2 separate regions of the Mus musculus genome follow, and region 2 is linked to region 1. Evidence: chromatin loops called from intact Hi-C (ENCODE). Cell type or tissue: heart. All regions are shown on one strand. Links, peaks and the distances in the headings refer to the core of each region. The heading gives the core; the rest is flanking DNA.

Region 1 (10,404 bases), core at 1,905-6,904:
TTCTTAATTACAAAAATTGGAGTATTCCAAGGTGAGGTAGAGGGTTCAATATGGCCTAATTTTAATTGTTCCTCTACCAGTTGAATCACAGCTTCTAGTTTTTCAGAGGATAGGTGCCATTGAGGAACCCACACTGGGTCCCCTGTTTTCCATGGTATGGGTCGTGCTGCCCCAATGGCCGCTAAGGAAAACCCAGACCCTGTCTGTCTTGGTTTCCATTAGGTGAGATGGGCTCTATCCTTCCCTGTTCTTGATGTCCTAACCCTTTTCCTTCTTTATAACCCATCTTTGCCATGATATTTTTTGCTTTAGCTGAATACCCTCCTGATGGGGCGTTTTCATTGGACAAAATAAGGCCCAAATGCTGCATAATATCCCTTCCCCAGAGGTTAACCGGGAGTGGGAGCACATAAGGTATGAATTTCCCTTGCTGCCCTTCAGAGGATTCCCACGTCAAGGCAACGGAGCTTATAGTGGGACATGATTGATATCCTAGGCCCTGTAATGAATGAGATGACTCTGTGGTGGGCCATGCTTTGGGCCACCAATGTGTAGAAATTATACTTTTATCTGCTCCGGTATCAAGGATGCCTTCAAACTCTTTTCCGTTGATCTTAAGGCGGAGCTTAGGTCTATCATTTAAAGATACAACCAAATAGGCAGAATCATTTCCTGAGGAGCCCATTTTCTTTATCTCAGGTCCTGCAGATTTCTCCCTGATATTATCAGGGAGGAGCAGCAGCTGAGCTATCCTATCTCCTTTACTAATAGAAAAAACGCCCTTAGGGCTTGAGCACAGGACCTGTATTTCAGGGGAATGTTGACAATCCATAACTCCAGGGTGGACTACTAAGCCCTGCAAGGTGAGTGAACCCCGGCCGAGAATAAGGCCCATGGTTCCCGGGGGCAAGGATGGTATAGGCTCCACCGGCACCGGCTGAATACTCATTTGAGGCATTAATAGGAAGTCGGAGGCGGCACGCAGGTCCACCCTTGTGGGTCTTCCTGGGTCGCCTCTCTGACTGCTTCCTGGGTCCTGACAAACCGGTTCCCATATCTTTGAGGGCCCTGGGACCGAGGGCCCGATGACCCGTTTTTTGGCACATCAGTTGATTGACTATCAGGTGGGGGAAGAATTCTGCCCTTTATATCCCTCACAGAGCGACACTGGTCAGCTCTATGATAACCCTTGCCACACTTAGAGCAAAGAGTGAGAGTCCCTCCCTGTTTATCTGGAGCTCTGCAATCTTTCTTAAAATGCCCAGGCTTTCCGCAATTAAAACATGTCCTCTGATCATTTCTGCTCATGGAGCGGTTTTGGGATTGAAGGATGGCAGCCGCTAAACCTGCATTGCTGAGAGGTCCCCCAAGCTCTCGACAGACCCTGAGCCAGTCTTGTAAGCCTTTGTTCTTTCTTGGGGCTATGGCCGCTCGGCACTCCTTTGTGGCTTGCTCATAGATTAGCTGTTCTATTAGAGGCGCAGCTTGCTCTGACTCTCCAAAAATACGCTCTGCTGCCTCTGTCATTCTGGCCACAAAATCTGAGAAGGATTCCTGAGGTCCCTGGATTATCTTTGTTAACTGACCAGTGGTTTCACCTGCTCGAGAGAGCGCCTTCCAGGCCCTAATAGCCGTGGAAGAAATCTGGGCATAAGCTCCCCAATGGTAGTTTGTCTGATCAGCAGAATAAGCTCCCTGACCCGTTAACAAGTCAAAAGTCCAATCTCTCTGCTCTGGAGTCAAAGCAGCTGCGTTTGCTCGGGCCTGCGCTTGTGCAGCTTCGTGCCAAAGCGCTTTCCATTCCATATATTTGCCCATACTAGGGAGAGCGGCTTTTACAACCGTTTGCCAGTCAGCAGGAGTTAGTGCCATGCCGGCGAGCCTGTCTAACTGCACCAAGGTAAAATTAGCATTGGTTCCATATTTACGGACCGACTCGGCAAGTTCTTTAATCTGCACATATTCTACCGGAGCGTGGACACGCCCACCCTCGGCTCCTTCAAAGACTGGAAATGCCTGTTCTATTTTCCTTTGTTCCTCTCGGGGAATGAATGAGTCTGCGCATTGCCTCTCTGCGCACTGCCTCTCTGCGCATTGCTGACGCACTACGGGCTGACGCACTACGCAGGGCGGGGACTCCGCATAGGGCGGGAGTGCACCTGGTAGCCGATTGCCCTGAGGCCAATTAGCAAACTGGCCTTCGCCAGCCGCTTTTGGCTTTTTTCTTGACCAATTAGCTGGCTGGTAATGGGCTGCTTCTTCCTCCCAGTCTGTTTCCTCAGAGGAGAATTCTTCATCTGCTTCAGAACTACTAAGAGCTGGCTTCCTGAGCTCATCCAGCGATGAGCACAGGCTCCTTTTCCTATAGACCTCCGCTAATTGATCTTTCTTCTTTTCCCTTTTTCCTCTTTTTCTTCTAATCTCTCTCCAGGTATTCCTACCTAACCTTAACTTTTCCTCGGGTTCAAGACCCTTGGAAAGGCCTGTATACTTAGTTTGTGTACTACATTTTCTTTTTGCTCCTACTTTCTCTCCCCGCTTTACTTCTGATAGATTACCCTGAATTTCCTCTAGAATTTTCAGCCCTATCTTAATCACTTGATAACATGTGAAAAGGAACAAAAGGGCTCCTAACACCAGAAAAAATTCAAGGCCAAACATATTCCACTTTACTTCTGATAGACTGTCTTGAATTTCGTTAGAAAGTTCAAGGCCAGGCTTACCTCGTAAAGCTGTACTCACTGGTACTCTCGTTCCCCAGCTGAAAAGTTCTGAATTCATACAGTTGAATCCTTCTTAACAGTCTGCTTTACGGGAACCTTTATCACCGTCGTTCCCCAGCTGATGAGTTCTGAATTCGGCAGTTGAATCCTTCTCAACAGTCTGTGTTACGGGAACCTTTATAAACGTGATCCGCAGTTCTGGTTCTGAAATGAAGTATCCCTCCTGCGCCGGTGATGGTTAACTCCCTCCCGGGTTTTTCTTCCCGGTCTTTCGGCACCAATTGTTATTAGACGCGTTCTCACGACCGGCCAGGAAGAACACCACAGACCAGAATCTTCTGCGGCAAAGCTTTATTCTTACATCTTCAGGAACAGAGTGCAAGAAGCAAGAGAGCAAGAAGCAAGAGAGAGAGAAGCAAGAGCGAGAGAAAACGAAAACCCCGTCCCTTTTTTAGGAGAATTCTCCTTCGCCTCGGACGTGTCACTCCTTGATTGGCTGCAGCCCATCGGCCGAGTTGACGTCACGGGGAAGGCAGAGCACAAGTAGTCATAAGATACCCTTGGCACATGCGCAGATTATTTGTTTACCACTTAGAACACAGCTGTCAGCGCCATCTTGTAACGGCGAATGTGGGCGCGGCTCCCAACAGCAGGCCTTTTCTGTGTGACTTAAACTGGTTCTAGGGAATGGGATGGGGACCTGCTAAGGCCACAGAACAGAACCAAGCACACAGCAATGCACTTGTTTGTCCCTGGGTACAGAGGCACTGTTCAATAGGTAACTTGCTGTCCAACAGGCTTTGACTTAGATAGATCTTCCTAGCTGTAGGCTGATTTCAGTGTTTAGAGCATGTTTAAGGTTGACAAGGCCAAACTGGGAGAGTTGGAAAGGTATACTCAATACACTCACACATGTTGATATTTTTCAACTTCCTGTGATTTCAATGGAATATAGTCTCATAGTAAGGCAGGAACATGTGTGATTATATACATGTTACATAGACGCATCTCCTATTGGTCCTGTTTTTCTAGAGAGTCCTCAGTAAACATGGGATCTTGACAGTTTTGTTTTGCTTGAACCACAGTCTTCAGAACCAGAACTCTTTATTTCCTAGACTTACCAGACTCACTTGTATCTGGGGTTGGAGGCTGGTTTTTTGTGTAGCCCAGGCTGGCTTCCAACACACTCTGTACCAAGGATGACCTTGAACTTCGGACCTTGCCTCCATCTCCTGAATGCTCCTTTTATAGGGAGCCACTACTTCCCCAGAATAGTTAACTCCTTTGCAGCCTGCTTTGTAGTTGTGTTTCCTTTAAATTGGAATCCATTTCTAAGCCCCAGGGAGAAACCTGTGGCTGCGTCTACGACTAGAGTACATCCTGTGCACAATGCAGACTATCAGCCTCAGTCCCTCTAGACCATCTGCCAGAAAGCTTCCAAAAAGTAAGCTGTAGGCAGTCTTCCCGAAGTCGACCACGGTGGTCAGCGTCATCAGAACCTGTGAGCAAGGTGGCAGTCGCCTCGCAGGAGCAAATGTAGGTGCACTGTTCCTCCCCCCACCAACCTCCTGCTGTTCCAGGGAGGCGGTCCCTGCCTGCCCCAGCGTGAGTCACCCTGCTGAGTCCTGAGCACTGCAGCTCTGCCAGCGGGGTCCTTTCTATCAGTTCTCAGATCACACACCGGCAGCCAAGACTTTTCTCCTTAAGCCCTCTGTTTGGAAAAGAATGCTCTCAGGGTTCTGTTTCTCACACACGCCCCATTCAGCTCTGCCAAAGTCTCCAGGCCGTCCCCACCTGCCACCTGTGGGCTGTTCTGGGAACTGCAACCTGGCTGCTTGGCCCTCTACACCTAATGAACCTACTAAAAATTCCAACCAGACTCCTCAGTCACAAAAGCCCCTGGGTTCCTGCGGACACAGATGTTGATGGCCTGGCCACTACGTCTAGATCTCTCTTCTGTGCCTCAGTTATAACTCTGGAACTCTATTTGGCTTATTGAACAAATGATGTACACTTATAACTGAAATTTTCCACTTTTTTATTAGTGCTAACGTCTCTGTAACTTCTGGGTTGGTTTGGGTCCATTAGTTTTCCTCCTTGTTTTGGGTCTCATCTAGTCTCTCTCTCATATATGCGGTAATCTTTGGTTGAAATCCAGGCATCTTGGTCTTGCTTGCTTGGATCCTGGGTATTTCTTATTGGCTCTCAACTCCCTAAAAATATCTTATACTTGCATCTCTCCAGTCTGTCTCCTCCAGCACCTAGCTTCTCCCATGTGCCCATCTGTGTCCAAGAAACCCTTTTCTCATAAGGATTTAGCCCCTGAAAGGCCTACATAAATCTAGTATGTCACAGTAATGGTGTCAATGTCCCTTCCAAACTTGTGTAGAAACTTTCTTTTTGGCTTGGCAGTGGTGTTAAGGAGATCAGGTCAGGAGAGCTCTGCCCTTGGGTACAGATGAATGTCATTACAGTTGAGTGAATTCTTTATACCAGGATCTCACCCCATCCTGTGATGCTGGGTGCTATGGATCACCCAGAGGCCCTTAGCAGAAGTAGCGCTTCTATTCTGGACTATGATTCCAATAAACTGTTATTTTTGTTTATTTGTTTTTGTTTTAATTTTGATCTCTCTCTCTCTCTCTGCCTCTCTCTCTCTCTGCCTCTCTGCCTCTCTCTCTCTCTCTCTCTCTCTCTCTCTCTCTGTGTGTGTGTGTGTGTGTGTGTGTGTGTGTTTGTGGTGTACATGCATGCCAGAGCACCTGTGTGGAAGTTAGACGACAGTTTTCAGGAGTCAATGTCTAACTGTAACTCAAGCTATCTGGTTTATGAGGCGCATGCTTTCACCCACTGAGCCTCTTGCCAGATTAACTCCTGCTGCTATTCCCAGTCTATGGTAGTATTGTTGTCCAGAAAGTGGGTCAAGCCACACAGGATCCTGGCTAACTACGGCTGCAAAAACCCTATTTGCAAAAGGGATCACTCACAGAGGGGTAGGGTTGGGTGGGACATGTCTCTAGGGGAATACAGCTCTCACAGCCTCAGCACCCAGCTTGCCTTCTCCACAGTGCTTTGTTGGTTGTTCGATAGGCTTCCCTTCAGTGTGTAGCTTAGAAAGATGGCCCAGATGCCTACTTTGATGCTGAGTCCTCACCACATCCATAGGCTTGCCCTTATGTGGAGACCCAAGAAATAGGAGATCTTTACGTCTAAAAAAGTCCTGTCTCATTAATCCCCCAGCTTTCCTCAAAAATACAATTACACATCTGCTGGCACAGCTTTTGTCTCATTTATGATCTTTCCAATTAATTTTTTATTAGAGTATGTGTATGTTTATACCTATGTTTGATGTGTATGTAAGTAAGGTGTTTTTCATGCCACAGCATGTGGAAGTCAGGGGAAACTTTAGTGAGTTGGTTGTCTCCTTCCACCATGTTTTTGAGGCAGGATCTTTGTTGTTTCTGCTGCTGTACTATGTGCTCCAGCCTTCAAGCTTCTGGAGGATCCTCCTGACTCCACTGTTTGAGGTTTTACACACACACATACACACACACGTATACACACAGACACACACACATATAGACACACATACAGACACACACACAGACACACACATATACACACAGACACACACACAGACACACACACATATATACACACACAGACACACACATATACACACACAGACATACTATATGTATATATATAAATTTCCCATATATTATTTATATTTATTATATATAATATATATTTAATTATGCATTCTTGGGGAGTGCCTGAGAAGGCAGGTGCCTTTGGAGGCCAAAGACATTGGAATTCCCTGGAGCTCGAGTTACAGGGGGTGTGAACCTCAATAGTAAGGTTTTCTTATTTTTTGGTTTTTTGGTTTTTGTTTTTTTAACTCATTGTGGTTGGAGAAGTCATTCAGTGATTAAAAGCACTCATACAGCATGTATATATCCACACATGCAAATACTTGTATGCATAAAATAAAAATAAATAAATCTCTTTTTGTGAAGCTGATTACTATTTATTTTAGAGGCCAGCAAAAACACAACCAGCTTTCCCTTTTAAACAAATATACTATTTCATTTTATTTTTTAAAAAGAGTTAAAGGCCAGATTAAACTTTTCTTGAGAAAGAGAAGCAGGTAGAGAGAGAGGAAAAAAGGAAGGGAGGGAGAGAGAGTGAGACAGAAAGAATAAAAACCTTATGTTGTAGCCCTTAAACACAACATAATAGTTTTTATTTAAAAATTAACAAAGCAATTCATCAAACAAAATAAAGAATAAAAGTTATTATGCAAAAAGCCAAAAGAACTATATTTGGGAGGGAAAAATAAATTTAAAAAGATATAATTACGAAGCAAAAGTAGGCCTAGTGTTTATAACGTTGTAAAATGAACTCTTCAGAATCAGGGCTTTGAGTTCACGGTGTCCTGACTCAGGAGCAGAATGCCTGTGCATGTGTGGTGCGATCACTCCATCTGCCCTTATAGGTGATCCCAGAAGTACCTGCTTACCCAGACCCTGTGACAGCTGCTGGGATGGAATGAAAGGGATCACCACACCTGTACTTTATGACTTTCACCCCATTTGTAACCTAGAGATTAAATAAAATACAGCATTATGCAAATGATAATTTTTAACTTGCTGAAAGCAAAGTCAGTATCCATCATTAAAAATGTGACTTGGGGCTAGAGAAATGGCTCAGCGGTTAAGAACACCGCCTGCTCTTCCAGAGGTCCTGAGTCCAATTCCTAGCAACCACATGGTGGCTCACAACCATCTACAATGTGATCTGATGCCTTCTTACGGCATGCAAGTATACATGCGAATAGAACACTTATAATAAATAAATAAATAAATAAATAAATAAATAAATAAATAAATAAATACAGAGAGAGAGAGAGAGAGAGAGAGAGAGAGAAGGAAGGAAGGAAGGAAGGAAGGAAGGAAGGAAGGAAGGAAGGAAGGAAGTTAGTTTTAAAAAATATGTGGCTCAAGAAGCCAGGAATGGTGGCACATTTCTTTAATCCCAGAACTCTCAGGAGGCAGAGGCTGCTGGATCTCTGTTGAGTTTGAGGCCAGCCTGTTGAGTTTCACAACAGCAAGGTCTATGTAGAGAAACCTTGGTCTCAAAACCAATGTGGCTCAAGTATAGCTCTATCCAGTAGAAAGCAGACTATCAAGATTTACTGTAAAATATGAACCAAAGTTTTGAAACATCTCACTGTATTGCCCAGGCCAGCCTGAAACCCTTCTGCCTCAGCATCTTCTGTTCTAGGATTGCAGGTATAAGCCACTGTGCTTGGCTTTGTGTTTTTTAGCTAAAACTGTATCCTTAAACTACTTTCCTTCATTTCCTGTACTTTCTTCGGGCTCTGTTTTTGCACACATGGGTCAGGTGTGTAGGGCATATGCACAAGGTTAGATGTGCACAGTTTTGCCTGTGTGTTTGCATGTGTGCACACAGGACTGTGCAGAAGATGTTTCACACCAAGCCTCAGTGGGGTAGTGTAAAGTGGACGAAACATTCTAGCATGGTTCTCATCTTTCTCTCCACTGCATTTATCAACTGGAATATTATCAATATATGTATCTGTCTCTCTGGTGTGGATTTATTATGATGGACAAGTCAACATGATTATTAACCAGTTTTTGAAAATTAACATCTAGGGGGCTGGCTCAGGAGTTAAGAGCACTTGATGCTCTTGTAGAAGACTCAAGTTCAATTCTCAGCACCCCTGTGGTGGTTCCAGGGGTTAAATGGTCTCTTCAGGTCTATTCAAGCACCCAGGCATGCATGTAGTGCATAGACATACATATAAGTAAACCCCACACATATACATAAAATAAAATGAACAAATATTTTTCAAAACATTAACACTTAACAAACCAACAAAACTAAAGTTCATACCTATATTTGCTAAACATTTTAAGTATGTACATGATGAAAACATTAATTTGCCACATTTTTGGTACATTTGTAAAGATGTACATACCTTCCGTGGAAATAATCTTTGCCTGAAACTAGCCATTATATGTGTACAGTTCTGAAAATGCACAGCAGGGAGGTGCCTGGATGAGAAGCAGGCCAGAGAATTCTAGCTAGGTAAATATTGACATGATTGGTGCCTGCAGGAGTGAACACATCCTCCAGATGGGACACACCCCAGGTGTCCCGTACAGGTGGCTGGCTGCTATAAACCCTGTGTGGGATGCTTTGAGTGTATTACGTTAAAAGCTGTACAGTTACTCTTTGGAACTTGTGCTAAGTATAGGACGCTTATTGTGAAGACGCATAGCAGTGCCAACAATAAACACTTCCTAAGTCTAAAATAGACATAGTAACTTTGGACCAATTTTTCACCTGTTCTTGATGCTCAGCTAGAACAAAAGTCACCCAGGAGCCACTGGCAGGGCTGCCTAGGGGACAGCTGAGGGCCTGACTAGAAGAAACCTGCAGGGAGCTCAAAGCCATGTGAGTTGTTTTGTCTCAGGAGTTTGAGTCTTTAATTTGTAAAAAAAAAAACAAAAACAAATAAAAAGAAAAGCCTGTGTGGTGTTGTTCTGTTCTGTTTTTTATTTTATTTTTTTTTATACAGAGGTCCAGGTTAGCCTTGTAGTTGTGGCAATTCTCCCATCTCAGTCTCTCCAGGGCTGAGACTATAGGTGTGCATCACCATGCCTGCTTGTTTTTGTTTTTTGTTTTGTTTTGTTTTTTCCTCAACAGTGAGTCCCAAATCTCCTGGACTTTCCTATGGTTGTATTTTGGTTTTTAAGAAAGAGTAAACTATTTTGTCGTTCTTCTTTTCAACTTTGGTAGAGTAGAATCAAGTTGGTTAGTTAGCATAGAAGGTTAAATAACTATACAGTAGCAAGTCTTTTTATATCTCTGCAAATCAGTGTGTATTTATGGGAACGACACAATGAGGTCTCAGTCCCAGCTCTACCTTGGCTTCCCACCCAGACCTCCTGGTGTTTCCAGTAACATTAACAAGCATCTACTTAGGAATGAAATTAATTTTTGTCAGTATGCTATGGTTAGGTAAAAGAGTTTTTAAATTTTTAATATACATTCCATTGACAATCTATGTAAGATAAAATATAAGATATAATTTGCTAAACACATGAAACTCAAGGAGAATGAAGACTGAAGTGTGGACACTATGCCCCTCCTTAGATTTGGGAACAAAACACCCATGGAAGGAGTTACAGAGACGGAGTTTGGAGCTGAGATGAAAGGATGGACCATGTAGAGACTGCCATAGCCAGGGATCCACCCCATAATCAGCATCCAAACGCTGACACCATTGCATACACTAGCAAGATTTTATTGAAAGGACGCAGATGTAGCTGTCTCTTGTGAGACTATGCCGGGGCCCAGCAAACACAGAAGTGGATGCTCACAGTCAGCTAATGGATGGATCATAGGGCTCCCAATGGAGGAGCTAGAGAAAGTAGCCAAGGAGCTAAAGGGATCTGCAACCCTATAGGTGGAACAACATTATGAGCTAACCAGTACCCCGGAGCTCTTGACTCTAGCTGCATATATATCAAAAGATGGCCTAGTCGGCCATCACTGGAAAGAGAGGCCCATTGGACTTGCAAACTTTATATGCCCCAGTACAGGGGAATACCAGGGCCAAAAAGGGGGAGTGGGTGGGCAGGGGAGTGGG
Region 2 (10,404 bases), core at 2,898-7,897, 110 kb before region 1:
CAATCTTCCCTAAGCTCCCTAACCAGGTAGCTTAAGCCATCTTTCTCCTTCCTCTCTTCCTACCATGGTCCTGATACCTGAAAGGAAAAGTCTAGACTCTTTTGGTAGTGATGCAATGACATGCTAATTTCATACTCAGAAGTATTGACAGCAAAGCTCATCCATTGAACCCAGAAGGGGACATCATGACATTGTCCAGGCACCCCTGTCTACCCTGTGCATTGGGGACTGGGGTGCTCCCTGGGGAACTCCCTGGGAATTCAAGGCAAACTGTGTGTTTTGGTTCAGAGAGGCTGAATAACTGCTTAGGCAGGTGACAAGTAGCTGCAAAAACCTGGAAAGAATCCCAAAGGTGATGCTACTAAAGTTGCAAATGAGGACCAAAGCCAAGCCAAGAATAACATAAAGTTGTGTGTTTCTTCTTGAGTACCAGACCAGTGTCACTTAACCCTCTATGGCCCTGGAGAAGAGTGTCAAATGGCCCCTTCTTACAGTTGAGGCTGCAGGGTTATTAAAAGGTTCACAGCTAAAAGGTTGAGTTGGGTTCATGACCTCTGCGGAGACATACCACACCACACCACACCCTACCCCACCCTACTCCTGTGCACCCAGCTCAGTCCCTCCCCAGTGTGGAATGGTGGCCCCAGGCCAGACAGCAGCAGACTCCTTGGTGAACTAGCAGTGCTGAGCCAAAGCAAGCAGCCTAGGTCCCACAGTGTATGTGTAGAGAGACCTGGGGTTTTTTGCTATCTCTGGTAAAGGAAGACAGCTATCCCCCTGAGCAGTCCAAGGCTGGGTTCTCAGGAATGACTTACCTTTCCCTGCAGAAACATTCTTGATCCAGTAAATGTCTACACAGAGGCAGAGGGGTAGTTACTGCTCTTGTCCTACAGTTCAGGCTTACAGTTGAAGTCCTAAATCCCTGTGCCTGTGGAGGTGACCTCGTTTGGAAATAGGAAGGAGTCAGTTGATATTAGATGAGGTCAGGCAGAAGTGAGGCAGGTCCTACGAGACAGAAATCATGGAGGAGGCTATGTGCAGATATAAGCGGAGACTAGGATGATATTACTCCAAGCCAAGGACACCACAAGCAATACAGAGGTGAGAAAGGGACAGGAGGCAAAGCCACCTTTGGTCTCAGGCTTCCCACCTCCACCACTGTAAGAAAACACAGCTGTGTAGTGGAAGGTGGATGCCTACAGCTTTTATTGAGCTAGCACCAGCATTGCAGGCCCCTGCAGGAGCAGAGAAAGGAAGAGAAGGGAACTTAAAGTGAACTTGATGGTGTGACCAGCCACGACTGACATCAAGGAGGTGGAGGCTGGAAGCAGAGGCCATATTTAGTCACCTAGAAGAAGCGAACTTGCAGCTTCTGTCCTACCCAGACCTCACTCCTGAACTCTGTGTCTACTGAACATTTCCTGTAAGGATCCAGACAGCACCTCACATTGCATCGCAGGAACTGAGCCCTGCCCCCCCCCCACACACACACACACACTCCCGTGGTTGTTCCTTGCCCTCTTCTTGCTGCAGGTGACCATCAGGCTCTTGGAACAGATTTGGCACCTGCCCAGCTAAGGTTTCATTCCCGGGTCCCATTCATGGCCATATAGAGGGGAGCATTGCCGGTTCTCAAATGCTGCCTCCTTCATCTCCAGACTCCAACAAAGCAGGCCTTCCTTGTCATCACTTGAGACTGCTACCCAGCTGCCCACATGCCCTGTCAATGACTGAGAAAATTCACATTTATCTAGTAGCTCAACCCACTTTGGTTCCCCCGTTCTTCAGACAAATCCACAGTGAATGTCCATTCTGGCCACACTCAATCCCTCCTTATGCTCTCTGAGGTGCCTACCTGTCCATACAGGATGTATTTAGTCAGCAAACCTTATGTATTCTCTCCCTCTGGCCTACATTCTATCCTCTGTCACTGTGACCTGCTTCAAGAAGCATCCTGAAGCCTATGGAGAATGGGAGGTACCCTTCTGCAGGCATTTCCACAAAGTGCTCACGGGTTGTCCTTGTATGTATTATTGCCTGTCATTGAACTTCTGATCCCTGCAGGCATGAACAGCAGCTGTGCTTATCCAAGCTTGTGGATGGTCCTGGGGTGGCCCTGAAATGGGAACCAAGAAAGCCAGTAAACAAAGAGACCAGGAAAGGCAGGACTTGGCAGGGTGAGGACTTCTTCTTGTATTCAGTCACTAATTTCTTCCCCTGATGGTACTCAGTTCTTTGTGTATTGTAATGACACAAGGTGACATAAGCATGTGTTCAACACTGAAGCAGACTGAATAGGTCAGGCCCTCCCCTGCACACTGAAGATGTCTCCATCTGCAGAAGGAAATCTTTGAAGGCAGGGTCTTGAGGGAATCTTGACTTTCCACGGCAGAGTGCAGCTGAGCAGCATCTTGCTGTGCTGGCCTGTCATCTCAGCTATTCAAGAGCCTGAGGCAGGAGTGCTGGTTCAGGTTCTGGAAACTACAGGGCCAATTCAAGGATGGACCTTGCAATTTGGTGAGATGCTATCTCACAAATAAAAAGTAAAGGGAGGGCTAGGGGTGTGGATCAGTGGTAGAGCAATTGTCCCTCGTGCCAACTGCAGAGCAGAAATGAGAAGCTGACACCTTCTGGCCAGCAGGGAGCATGCACATGTCTCCTTTCCTGGGGTTATGGCTTGAGTAAGGACAAAATGACAGCTTCCATTAGTCATAGGGCAGGACCAAATGATTCCCAGAGCATTGAGTAACTTCTGGTAGTGCTTTAGGGAGAAGGGTTTGTGGCTTTTTGTTTGTTTGTTTGTTTGTTTGTTTGTTTCCTGACAGGGTTTCTCTGTGTAGCCCGGGCTGTCCTGGAACTCACTCTGTAGACCAGGCTGGCCTCGAACTCAGAAATCCACCTGCCTCTGCCTCCCAAGTGCTGGGATTAAAGGCGTGCACCACAACGCCCGGCTCTTTTTTTTTTTTTTTTTTTTTGAGACCATCATAGATGGTGGGAGGGATGTAAGGTGATTGAAATCCCATCTGTTTTCTAACAGAATTGTATGCTGCAGAGGTTCTAGGTCTGGAGTGCTCCCTGAGGGAGGACCAGCCTGAGTAGAGGAATTATAGCTGGCAAAAGAGACAGGTGTATGTTAGAAAATTGAGTGGTTCCTGCTTAGAGGAGGGATCCACAATAAGCCACACAGTGACAATGTGCTGACCCTGAGGCTTTCTTGAAGAAGGCCCTAAATATGGCCCTGGTGGTCAGAATCAGCCTGTGGGGAAGAAACGGCTCACACTTCTTGTCCTGGAAAGGATTTCAGCAGGGATTCACACTTCTAGAAACTTCTCTGAAGTCCAATGATCAACTCTGGATAAACCCTCTAACTGTACTCGCTTTTATTTTTTTTAATTATTATTTTCTTTCTACAATTTATTTTTATTCACATTACAGTCATAGCCTCCCTCCCTCTTCTCTTCCTAGTCCTGCCCTTACAAATCCCTCCCCCTACTACCACCTCCCCTTTTCCTCAGAGAAGGGTTGGGTACCTCCCCACCCTAGGACATCTAGTCCCAGAAGGACTAAGCACCTCCTTTCCTACTGAGGCCCAACCAGGCAGTTCAGGTAGGGGAAGGGGATCCAATGGCAAGCAACAGAGTCAGAGATAGCCCTGCTGCAATTGTTAGGGGACCCACATGGAAACCAAGAGACACACTTGAAACCAAGTAATGCAGACCTAGAAAGACATATGGTATGCACTCACTTAAAATTGGACATTAACCATAAAGTACTGAATAAGCATGCTACAATCCACAGACCTAGAGAAACTGGGTAATAAGGACAACCTGAGGGAAGATGTGTGTCTCGCTCAGAATGGAAAAGAGAATAGTCATCAGAGGTGGATGGAGAGAAAGAACTGGGTGGGAGATTGGGGTGGAAAGGGGTATGAAAATGGCAATCAAGTAGGTGGGGCAGGAGAGGGATGGGAGTAAGAGTGGAAGTTGGTGTGAGACTAGATGGAATCCTGGGATGGGGGAGGCTATGAAGAGTCTTATATGTGAGTCACCCTAGCTTCTATTTCTTAAGATTTACGTTTATTATTCAGTCTGTGCGTCAAGTGTGTATATGTGAGTGCAGGTGTCTGTGGAGGCCAGAGGTGCTGAACCCCTAGAGCTGCAGTTACAGGCAATTGTAGGCCAACTGGCATGGGTGTGGGACTTGAACTCAGGTCCTCTATGTTCTTTACCACTGCTCCCTCTTCCATCCCCATACCGGCTTTTAGTCACTTGCTTTCATGATCCTAGGGACTAAACCCATAGCTCCTTGCATGCTAAGCAAGTGCTCTGCCACCCACGACCACTCCAGCCCTTGTCATTTTGCTTTTGGTTAACTTTCAAAAATCACAACTTTTGAGGCTATACATCTAGAAGCCTGTCACTAGCTTCCTACAAGAGAAGCTCTTGTACTCTGTCCTATGGGTAAAGGCAATAACATGGTTGTATGGTTACTTTTCAGCAGTTGAAGGCACTTTTCTTGAAACCACCAACCATTCACTTGTACCTAGAAAGTGTCTGATGGGTGAGCTATGGCATCAGGAGCCGATGTTTTCCTGTGCACTCCCCCTACTCAGATCATAATGCCATTGCCGTGTCCTGAGCATGAGTCAGATGAGGAACTATGAGGACAGTGACTTGAAACACTGGAGACATCACGTCCAGTCACCTTTCCTTGTCCTCAGGCACCTACTTCTTCACTCTGTTAATCCTAGGGGGAAGTGGTATTAAAACCCAGTTCCTGCTTACATGTTCAACAGCCTTTGAATAAACACTTAGTTACAAAAGCTGTCGTCTGGGTAATTCACACTCTACGCACAGGTGAAACAGGCCAGGCTCAGCAGGAGCATCTCAGAGATATGTCTGACTTGTATTTTTAGCTGCATGGTTATTTTTAATGATTCTCAGTATTGCAAGTGTTCCTTAGAAAGTAGTGTCTCCCTTCCCTTCCCATTCTGTCTTTTTGCAGAGTGTGAAGTAGCCTGAGGCTCAGCCAGTCACCAATAGATGTAGACACCCCCCACTTCCCAAATAGATTATTCGAAAGAAAGAAATACACATCATTTCCAGACAGCTTGAAAAATGTAGCCCCCAGTTTACTCACGCTTAGGTACGAATCTCTCAAACAAGGCCTCTTCTTCTTCCATTCCCTGTGGCTGTTTCTCCCAAGCAGTGGCACTGGTCCTGAAGCCCAGCGTTGAGCCATCTGGTGAAGATGACAGATGGCTGCTTCTACCTAAGGATGGCCATATTTGTCCCATGTCGGTTAAGCTTGTGGACTTTGGTTTTTATTACATCATGTTTTATGGTACCTTAATTTTTAAATGGCTTCCAGGTTTTTTTTAGCAATAAGAGAAGTGCAGTAAAACACTTTGAATAACAAGAGCCTGGACACAGTCAGAGATGGCAGAACCTCACAGTAAGCTGCTGGCTATGGGAGGGTAGATATTAGGTGACAGAGATAAGACTGGATTCTGTACTCAAGAGGTTCGTTCCATGAGCCTGTGGACCTTAATACTAGGCAGGAGGGATGGCCACACATGAGACACAAGCCCTCCCAGGGAGTTTTTCACTCCTTCAGATTTGGCAGCAAGTGCTGGCTCTGAAAACAACCAGATGCAGCCTAGCAACCGGATTCATTACATACATATTATTGGTCAGAAAGATTCAACAGCGATACCACACCCCAAGTGGAAGGACAAGGTTCTGCTTGCTGGGTGGAACCTAGCTGATCCTGAGCAGGGAACAGCCACCTGAGTACAGACACACAGCTTCCAGGGGAGGGAGCCCTATCCCTGTCTTAGCTATCAAGCCACACCTTCAACATCTGGAACTCCCAGATGCTGGGAAGACAGCCATGACCACAAGTATAGTGGGATGAGCAATGTATTTCTGAAGCTTACCTCTGGTTGTAACATATACTCAGTATATGTAAACATATACACAGTATCCTTGGCCATTCAGGAAGGTTACATCATCATTCTTCATAGTGGGCTTTGCAACAATACAGGGCATTTTATTTTGTTCTTAGCAAAAGCAGTCCCAAAGTACAACTTTGAGTTGTATGCTCAAATCTCTGTCTTCCAGAACTAGCTAACTAGTGACAGATCTTCAGCCAAGCGTACATTGAAGACCTTCTCTAAGATGGGTTGAGGAAAGGAGGTGGGAAGCATAAACCTCATTGCTCAGAAGCAGTGCCAACAGACACTGACCACCAATGCTAACAGTATCCACAGCCCTGCCTCCCTGGGCTGACCAGTCAGGTCTTGCCTCAAGCTCATGGACTGCCTTAGTTCAGAACACATCTTGCAGCCTTTATACTCCTCACCTGCACTCTGTGGAACATCACACTGCCAAGCCCCACAGGAATGTGTGGCTACCTCCAGCAACTTCAGCCTCCAGGGCTAGACAGAGCTTTGATGCAGCCGCCAAGATGGGATCCTGGAGCCAGTGTGGGAAGCTTGTTGCCTGGCCTGGGAACAAGCCCAGACAGCCCAGCTCAGAGCCTCGCTCTGCCTAACCTCCTGGGATAAAAAGCAGGAGACCTGGTGAGACATGGGCTCTAGAAAAGGAATTGGTAGGCCTCCACTGTGTACATGCCATCTGGCATGGACATGTTGGAGGACTTTATGTGTGCCCGTGACTCTGCAGAATGGACACTTCCTTGGCTTTCCTTTCACTTAGCATAAATCACCCAGTGCCTCTCTCCATCCATCCATCCATCCATCCATTCATCCATCCAATTAATCAACACATCTTGGATCAATGCCTATGCCTAGCTCAGAACTAGGTTCCCATGGAGATAGATGGACTATTAGGTTCTGTATTGATAACACTTGAAATCCTTCTCATGTGACAAGATAAACCATGGACAGGAAGAGGTGCATGGAGTCTGTCCATAGGCATAGCCACCCCACACATTATATGGCAAGTGTGGAAGGAGCCTCCTAGCCTCTATAATCAGGCATGCCACTTGATTCCATATATATTGTAAGAGCTAAAATGTGCCATGAAAATGTACCATCCAGGGCTGGGGGATATATGTAGCTTAGTTAATAGTGCCTTTGCTTAGCATTTGCAAAGCCTAGGGTTCAATCCATGACACAACATAAGCTGGTTCACACCTGTAATCTCAAGACTCAGGAGATAGAGGCAAGAAGAACAGGAGGAGTTCAAGGTTATTGACACTCAATTACACAGAGACCTCAAGAACAGCCTAAGCTACAGAAAACTTTGTCTTGTGGGAAAACAAACAAACAAACAAAACCAAGAAAATTTAAAACCTTGACTCAACAAAGACTGACAGCAATCTCACTGACCAAGTGGACTATGGAGAGCCAAGCAAATAGAACTCTGTACTGGGCACAGACAGGTACAGTCACCGCCTCCTGGACCCAGCATGGGTTCAGAAGACATTCGTGAAGTTAACAGCATTGGGAATTGAACTGAGCTAAGAAGGTACCACAGTGGAACCCACCTGCCCTTGTCAGTTGGAGCTGCTGAGCCCTCAAACAGAAAGAGCAGTAGCAAGGAATAATCTTCCAGCAAACATGTGAAGAGCCCCTGGGTGGGAAGGTCTTGTTCACTCGGCCCTGGCCCTCCCTGGGGCAGAGGGAAGCCAGGGTCTGTTGACTCCAGGCACCTCAGCAGCTGTCATAAGGAGCCATTTGCATACCAAATAACTGCTACTAACCCAAAGGAGCAAATTATGTAGACTTTTTACAAATATCTCTTTGGGCTGGAGAAAAGGCTCAGTGGTTAAGAGAACTTGCTACTCTTCCAGATCCTAGTACCTATTTCATGTGGCTCACAACCACCTGTTGTTCAGGTTCCAGGGCATCCAAATACTTTCTTCTGGTCTCTATGGGCTCCTGCACCCACTTGGTGCACATATATACATACATGCATGCAGGCAATCACCATACACATTAAATAAATACAGACATCTTTAAAATACATATGCAAGAAGCATGTATTACCTTAACATGCCTGTGGCAGTCAGAGGATAAATTTAGGTGTTGGTTCTCACCTTCTGTCTTATTGTTTTTGCCTTTGTGTACACCAGGTTGTTTTTTAGTGTCCAGAGATTCTCCTGCCTCACCTCCCATCTCTCCTTAGTAGCAAGGGTATTACAGACACACACTGCCATGATGGTTTTCTGTGGGGTCTGGAGATCTGATCTTGGGTCCTCTTGGGCAGAAAAAAACCTCATGCGCTGAAGCATCTCCCAGTCCATGTCACCTTCCTCCTGAGGTGTACAAGCAATACCATTTATATCCTCTCTAGCAACGGGTAAAGCAACAGCATGTTGATGGTGGTGTCAGGGGCAGAGCAGATGGCAGCTCTTTTTTTCATCCCAGATTGATGCCTGGCTTACTGGCCAAAGCTATCTTATGCCTAGGACTCATAAAAAAAACAAATCAAATCAAATCAAATCAAATCAAATCAAATCAAATCAAATCAAATCAAATCCAGGCAGCACAACACAGGAAGAGGAAGACAGAGGCCTGCAGGCAGCTGTGCCACTATCAGACTTGCCCTCCAGCACTTGGCACAAACAGGCTATAGATACCCGATTGCTGCTATGCCATGCAACATAGAGGGAGGATGTCACCCAGGGACCCACCAGCCACATGGCCATCCTGCAGTGGGATGTGTGAGTATGTGGTGGCCAGATGGGAGAGAGAGAGAGAGAAGTGGAGCAGCTGACACATTATGAGGAGAGAGGGAACTGGAGACTTGAGAGTGGAGAGGAGTAGCCTGTTATGAGTAGCCATCTGGGGCCGTGATGAGGTCCCAGCCTGAGCTGCTGCTGAGAGCCATGTCTGAGTTCATGGCTACGCAGAGGCAGGGGTTGGCGGAGATGTGTGTGGCTTATAACACCATTAGAGAACATAAGGATGTCCCTGGTCAGGACATTCACCAGGAACCCTGTGGATGACCAGGGGCTGTGTATAACTGCCCCTGCCCCTTACTGCCTGCAGCACTCTGGAGAGCTGACCTCATCTCTCAACAGTGGCAGCACTTGGGAGAGAAGGCCTTGCACCTTGCCCAGGCATCACAGTAGAGTAGAGATGACCCTGATGTGAGTGCAGGTGAGCTGCCCCAGGGTGTGTGAGAGAGCTTACCCAGCCACTGGTCTGCCATGGGGTGGTATGGATGCAGAGGTGTTGTTGTTCCCCTCTCACTGTTCCTTGTCACTTCTGGCAGTTGGGAAAGCTACCCACAGGGTCATGGGCTATATCTGTCCCTCACCAGCACTTGGGAGAGTGGGCCCTGTACCTTATCTAGACAGCATAGCAGAGCTGAACCTGGTGGTATGGGCAGTGTAAGGAAGCCAGTCCCAAGGAAAGAGTGCAGGAGAGCTGTCCTACCACTCATCTGCTGGCTGTGAGGCAATATGATTGTAGAGGTGATGCTTCCCCTAACCCCTGTGGCATTTGGAGAGCTGACCCTGGGGTCATGAGAGTCTGAGAGTGGCCCTGCACCTAGCCTGAGCAGCACAATAGGGCTGGTCCTGGTGGCAGGGATACAGGTCAGCTAGCCCTGAAGGCATGAGTGAGGGAGAGAGAACTGGCTCTGCCATCCCTCTGCTATGAGGTGGCCTGGGGAGGAGGGGAGAGATGCCCTCTACCCTGTCACCCCTCACCAAAGTAGATGGGAAATTATGAGAGTGGGTGATTAGACCCTGCCCTTCATAGGCTGCAGCACTTAGGAGAGCAAGCACTGCACCTCTTTTGGGCAGCACAGTAGAGTTGGCCCTGGTTGGGGGATGCTGTTTTCTGGTAAGCCAACCCTTGAGAGTGTGAGTATAGGAAAGCTGGCCCTACTACTCATCTGGCATGAGGTAGTGTTGTTGTGGGGGTGATGCCCTCTTGCCTCCCCCCTCGCCACCTGCATGCATGATCTGGGAAAGCTGGACCTGGGGTCCTGAGAGCAGGAGAGTTAGTCCTGACCCCTTACTGGTTGTAGCATTCTGGAGATCTGGCCCTGCACCTTGCCTGGGCAACACAGTAGAGATGGCCCTGATGGTGAATGGACAGGTGAGCCAACCTGGAGGATTGTGAGAGCAGGAGGGCTGCCCCAGCCCCTCACAAGCTACAGCACTTGGGAGAGTGGGCCCTCTCTGCACCTTGACTGTGTAGCACAATGGAGCTGGCTCTGGAGGTGTGAGTGCAGGTGAACTGACCTAAAGCATGACCTAAAGCTGACTGCCTCCTGCTGATGGTAGCATTGTGTGGCCTAACCAGAGCAGTGATGGACAGCTCACCCTGGTGGTGTGGGTGAGAGAGCTGGCAGACTGACCAGCACAGCTAATGTCCAGGCCCAGATCCAGGGCTCTGAGTTGGGCCTCCCCCAAATCTATATC

Evidence for each region. Hi-C counts contacts between places; a loop is a spot of excess contacts. Peaks named below come from ENCODE experiments on the same cell type or tissue, not always from the same donor. Only the 100,000 strongest peaks of a DNase experiment are listed, where the experiment ranks them.
Region 2: a loop joins it to region 1, with 5 times the contacts of the local background. A loop is called at or near these places in 6 of 42 quality-filtered maps.

The regions. Positions count from the first base shown.
Region 1 is chr16:97,774,384-97,784,787 of GRCm38, forward strand. No RefSeq gene overlaps it. Among named protein-coding and RNA genes, the nearest start is that of Ripk4, 16 kb to the left of the region's middle. In heart, for the core only: a CTCF peak has its summit at 4,545; a DNase peak (open chromatin) is centred at 4,368; H3K4me3 peaks cover 371 bases.
Region 2 is chr16:97,665,101-97,675,504 of GRCm38, forward strand. Gm41512 (a long non-coding RNA gene) reads right to left here and starts at 5,607. Exons shown (of 3, transcript XR_876311.2): 1 at 5,140-5,607; 2 at 1,856-2,116; 3 at 1-1,005. In heart, for the core only: a CTCF peak has its summit at 5,820; no DNase peak of the experiment used is centred there; H3K27me3 peaks cover 1,074 bases.